2 separate regions of the Homo sapiens genome follow, and region 2 is linked to region 1. A link is a loop called in an ENCODE intact Hi-C map of the cell type or tissue named here. Cell type or tissue: Panc1. All regions are shown on one strand. Each heading gives the region's core, and the rest is flanking DNA. Links, peaks and the distances in the headings are about the cores only. Region 1 has its middle 200 kb from the start of SPP2. Region 2 has its middle 140 kb from the start of SPP2.

Region 1 (2,916 bases), core at 110-2,609:
CTAGTGGGGACTTGGAGAACTTTTATGTCTAGCTAGAGGAATGTAAACACACCAACCAGTACCCTGTGTCTAGCTCAAGGTTTGTAAACGCACCAGTCAGTGCTCTGTGTCTAGCTCATCTAGTGGGGACTTGGAGAACTTTTGTGTCTAGCCAAAGGTTTGTAAAGGCACCAATCAGTACCCTGTCAAAATGGACCAATCAGCGCTCTGTAAAATGGACCAATCAGCGCTCTGTAAAATGGACCAATCAGCAGGATGTGGGTGGGGTCGGATTAGGGAATAAATGCGGGCTGCCGGAACCAGCTGTGGCAACCCAGTGGGGTCTTGTTCCACAGTGTGGAAGCTGTGATTTTTTTGGCTCTTTGCCATGAATCTTCCTGCTGGTCACTCTTTGGGTCCCCACTGCCCTTATTAGCTGTAACACTCACCGGGAAGGTCTGCAGGTTCACTCCTGAGGCCAGCGAGACCAGAAACCCACCAGGAACCCACCAGAAGGAAGAAACTCTGAATATGTCCGAACATCAGAAGGAACAAATTCTGGACACACCATCTCTGAGACCCGTAACACTCACCGCGAAGGTCCGCGGCTTCATTCTTGAAGTCAGTGAGACCAAGAACCCACCAATTCCAGACACAATGGGAGTGTTTCTCATGGTCTAGCACCATCCCCCTAGTGCTGTCTTGTGATAGAATTCCCGCGAGATCTGGTTGTTTAAAAGTGTGTGACACCTTCCTCTTCGCTCTCTTCCTCCTGCTCCTGCCAGGTAAGAGATGCTTGCTTGTCCTTCACCTTCCACCATGATTGTAAGTTGCCAGAGGCCTCCCCAGAAGCAGAAGCCTGTATAGCCTGCAGAACCATGAGTCAATTAAACCTCTTTTCTTTATAAATTACCTAGTCTCAGGTATGCCTTTATAGCAATGCAAGGACGGACTAATACAGGGTATAAGCAAAAGACCTTGGGGAAGGCTTACCTGGGGTAATAAACTAAGCTTTGCCCTCAACCCTACCTTTCACCCCATCTGGAACGGAGATACCATATCCTGGAAGGCACAGCAGCCATCTTGTGGTCATGAGACAGAAAGGCACAAGCTAAAAATAAAGATGGCAAAGCAGAAAAATAAATGTAGCCCGGATCCCTGAAGATTTTGAGGAGCCATTGAGTAATATTTTATTTATGGCAAGAAGTAATGGCTAGGAGGAAATCAGTACTCTCCTGGTAATTAAATAAATAATCTCAAAATACTTTCTAGTATATAACCCTTCTTGGGCCTTTTTCCAAGGAAATAATCCTTATCATAAAGTTTATGCATAAATATGCTTATTACAAAACTGTTAGCAAATTATTGAAAATAAAATGTTCAGTAATATGTAAACAGATCATCCATCCATGTCTTCTGACTCTGGAATCAGTAAAGTTCTCCTCCCTGGTGCCAAGTTCTTGGTCAATTGCTCTAAGAAACTGTCCCCTGCAATGGACTTTTTTCGCCCTCTCTAGGGCATATGCTGGCTATTTCATTTATTGCCCATCAGAGCAGAGGGCTTTGGGATGCTTGCACCGTTCTTCCTGGGACCACCTCTAGAAAGCCATTCAGCACAAATACACAGCAGATAACAGCATAGACTGGATGTGACATGTAGTAGTGACAGCTAGGGGAGAAGGTTAATTGCAGAGCGGACTCAATCTCAGAGCATTTGGAGAAGAACTCTGACTTGGCACGACAAGAGCACCTGTGTGCCATGCCATTTAGTCCCCTGTCAAGAAACTTTCCGAGATTTTCGTTCTTTCTGCCCTGATTAGACAGGAGATACCATCATAATTTAAGAACATGAAGCCAGGCAACAGTACTTTCTCTCATTAAAGATTTTTTTCGACTGACAACTCATCTGTCAGCTATTTAGAGAAAAGGGCTCAGCCCTAACAAGTCAAAGGTATTCAACAATGAGAAACATTTGTAACAAAGGGGAAGGGAATGTGAATCACTTACTGGAGCCCCGAGGCTGGTTGGTTCTGGAAACCTTGGAAGCCTGTTTTGACCTTGTTATTCATTGTAGTCACTCTTCGTCCCTCTATGCCAACCCCAACTCTTACATCTCAGGCTCATTATTCTGATGCAGAAAGTTGACCAGAACCCACAAGGGGCCTGACTTTGGATCTACAAGCCTGCAAAAGTTGACCCCTAAACGTGAGGTTTTCTGAGGCTCAAATACACTTGAGACAGGGAAAAGGACTAACAAAGAATCACATTACAGTGTGGATTAGGATTACTGGCTAACTTTAATCAACTGATGTCAGCATACACAAAATCAATAGATTTTGTTGCTATGTCCTCAACATTAAAAAAGAGAGAGGGGAAAATATAAGTATATTCAGTTACCTCCATACTTGTCTCCTGGAATAGTTGCTTATCCTGAAAATGCTATCGATGATGTGGTTTCCACAAAGACATGTAAGTAGGAAATGAGAAGACTCTATGAGACCCTAGGATCTCAGAGATAGAGGTATTTGCAAACGCAAATAGTTCATTACAGGGTGGCCAATCTCTTGTGGGGAGTCGTGACCCTTTTCCAATAATCCACTCTACCTCTTTGCCTCAAAGTCTTCCTAAGAACCATCTTCTGATCTACAACTGAGTATAATATGTCTGTAACTAAGCAAATTGGGGCAGAATTAATTAAACCACTGCTAGAAGCAATCCTTGTCAAGTATTAGTCTACAGTTACAAAATAATATGTAAACTATGATCCATTTTTGAATAAAAATACAAATAGATGGATGATAGAAAATGCTAAGTAGCAAAGTCTTGTGTGGTTAGCTCTAGGTGGTCATTTATATGTGATTTTAAAAATTGAGTTATATTTTCCAGAGTATGTACAATGTAATTAAAACACAATGTTTTAAAAGAAGAAAATCATGG
Region 2 (2,916 bases), core at 124-2,623, 60 kb before region 1:
AGTACATGGGAGTGACTGTTTAAGGCAGTGAGCATGTTCCACTCCTAACCTCCCACCTCCATCTCCTTCTCTCTTCCCACTTCTACCAGATTCAGGAAACCACAGAGCAGACACGGAGGTGGGCTCTTTCTTGGTGGTGGATTGCACCTGGGGAGTTGCAGTTCACATGAGTATAGCAAAGGACTCTGCCAGTCCTGCATCATATGAGACTTGTTTTTCCTACATTCTGTTGTCTCGGAACATCAAAGGTAGTGTTGTGCTCATAAATGATTAACAATTGGCTTTGGGAGTGGGAAAAAACACCTGACTTGTAGTATTTGCCAATTTCTGTAGTGTTACTACTACTACCATAGCTAATTTCAAGGTACCAATTCACTGCACATGGAGCCAGGCAGATTTGCACAAAATCAGGTCTCATAAACTTGTACAAGTTGCCTCCAGCACATCACTGAAAAAGCAAAGGCCCTCTGGGGTCTCACAAACTCAGGATTCCAGGTGGCTTGTGTGTTGTGTGGTTGTGACTCTCCTTTCAGGCACACAGGTGTGTTCTGTAGTTTTGTCAGTTTCTGATGGAACAGTCATTCTTCCTGGCTGGTGGAAGCATTAACTTGGGTCCTTCATCCCCCTTCTCAGGGTCTTGTCAAGGCTATTACAGGGTCTTACCAAGGCATAGTGAGGGAAGGGATACTTCTGATCCTTGGTCTAAGGAAACATACAAAAACTCCACATCTTCCATTTGTTTTCTCAACTCACATGGACTCTCTTGTCAGTCTTGATGACTATTTTAAAAAATGACCATTCTGTTCTAATCATTGCTAATAATGCCCAAGCTATATGTGGTTGTGCCATGAGAACAGCTAAACAAAAAGACTGTTTCTTTTCACTCTAAAAAAAGCATGAGTGCATAGAACAACATAATAGCCATTTTCACTGCCAGAAACTAGGGTGGTGAGATTCTGCATCTTCAAAACTCATAATGATGGGACTGAATCTTTGGATATTTTTTTGATGAGAACAGTCAATACATCACCAAGAAGCAGCTTTTCTGTGATGAGCCTGCAATTTCTTTATAAGCAGGGAAAAATAGACTTGAATGTCATTATGCACAATTTTGAATGTACCACATGATCATAATAACTTTAAAACAAAAAATGAATAGAAAAAAGATTTGAAGAAAATGCACCCAACTGTTAACTGTGCATGTCTCGGATGATAAAAATATTTGCATTTTCTTCCACTTTTTAAAGTTTCTCTACTTTAAAAAAAACCTGAGTATTACTTTGATAACAGAAAAAAAAATGTTCTTTTAACTGGTAAAAGCCAGAGAGCAAGCAAAGAAATAAATCATGTTTTTAACACTACCAGTGAAACGAAGAGAAGCCCCTGGGGAGGAGGGCAGATGCTTCCTTAAACTACGTCTGGGGCAGGTGGAAGTCTTAGCCTGGCATGGAAGATAGGAAGAGGCAGCAGCAAGAGGATGGCTTAGAGAACAGCTTCTCAAATCCTGCTAGCATACCCTTGGCACAGTCACTATCTGCCACTTTACTGCAGACATTGTAACCACTGCCTGGGCCATTGCTTCCAGCGTTGACCGGAATAAAGGTTCGAGGGATTTAGGGGCTAACCAAGGAAAAAGATATAACCACATGGGGCAGTAGCACACACAAGCTTTGTCTGGGGATACTTTGACAACTTTGCATGTGGAGAATGCCCCTCACAGCAGGATTTTGCAGAGTCACTACTTGCAAGGGGAGGGAAGCAAGGGACTCCTAGCCCAGAGGGGGACGGAAGAGGGGGCCTCCATGTCTAGGTGATGCTGCTCAGCAGCACAGCAGATCCTCTGGGTCAGAGAACTCTGAAAAGCAGTATGGGTCTACAGCCATAACACCCTGAACGTGCCTGATCTCGTCTGAAAAGCAGTATAGGCTCATGGCCTTGTAACTCTATCAATAAAGAACAAGTTCTGGTGAGGTTCCACAGGATATGCATGCAGGCAGGTTCTACATGGCTAAAAATTTGCTTGCCTGGGCTATTTTTAAAGTAATTGGATGTGTACAAATCTGAGTTTGGCACCAACAAGTTTTTGAGCTAACGGGTCTCAGCCTGCAGTGAAGAAATAAACAAACTTGAGGCCAACACACAGAGGCCATCTTTGGCTGATTTTGTATAAGGATAGGATACCATGGGGCAAGGCAAAATTCCTGCTGGGTGGGTGCTGAGGAGACTGATTGGAACAGGTGGCAGCTGCCCAGCCTCTCTTGGTCAGTCCCGTCTTCATACCCTCCTCCAAGTCAACAAATTTGATCAATTTTAACCCCAGGGACTGCCCCTTCCGCTGCTTCTTCCTGACCAGAAGAGAAAACGAACGTTGTGGTGGCAACAGGCAGGATGCCACTGCCTGGGCAGCTCAGGACTGTCCACTCTGAAGTCAGTCCTTATCTCTCCGTAAGTTGATTGGGTCATGAAGGCTTGGCCTTTGGTATTTGCAACAATATGTTGTCTACAAAAGACCCTTAAGTGAAAAGGATACATAATGCTTGAAAATGAAAGAATTATAAAAAATTAAGCAGTTCATTACAAGCCAGAACAAAGCTGAAGTAAAAACTTCAATATCTGATAAAATGGATTTAAGTTAAAAACATTATAAGGAGCAAAGAAGGATGTTTTTCATTTGTATGTTTGTAACAGGTTCAAAAGAATGAAAAGTATATCTCTCTCACAAACTTATAGGCATCAAACAACACAACCTCAAAATCTAAGATGCAAAAATTGATGAAATGGCAGAGAAATAGGCAAATCAACTGTATGAGACAGTTTAACTCATCTTTCCCTGAAACAGATTAATCAAGCAACATTTTCAGAAATAACCCTGATAAGCAGAAATACAAAGACTTTCACAATACCATTGATAAACTG

Evidence for each region. A loop is a pair of places that touch in the nucleus more often than their neighbours do. Peaks named below come from ENCODE experiments on the same cell type or tissue, not always from the same donor. Only the 100,000 strongest peaks of a DNase experiment are listed, where the experiment ranks them.
Region 2: a loop joins it to region 1, with 1.8 times the contacts of the local background. A loop is called at or near these places in 3 of 110 quality-filtered maps.

The regions. Positions count from the first base shown.
Region 1 is chr2:234,248,144-234,251,059 of GRCh38, forward strand. No RefSeq gene overlaps it. Among named protein-coding and RNA genes, the nearest start is that of SPP2, 200 kb to the left of the region's middle. In Panc1, for the core only: a CTCF peak has its summit at 1,081 (motif pointing left); no DNase peak of the experiment used is centred there; H3K27ac peaks cover 2,500 bases.
Region 2 is chr2:234,187,727-234,190,642 of GRCh38, forward strand. No RefSeq gene overlaps it. Among named protein-coding and RNA genes, the nearest start is that of SPP2, 140 kb to the left of the region's middle. In Panc1, for the core only: a CTCF peak has its summit at 1,629; no DNase peak of the experiment used is centred there; H3K4me3 peaks cover 406 bases; H3K27ac peaks cover 2,500 bases.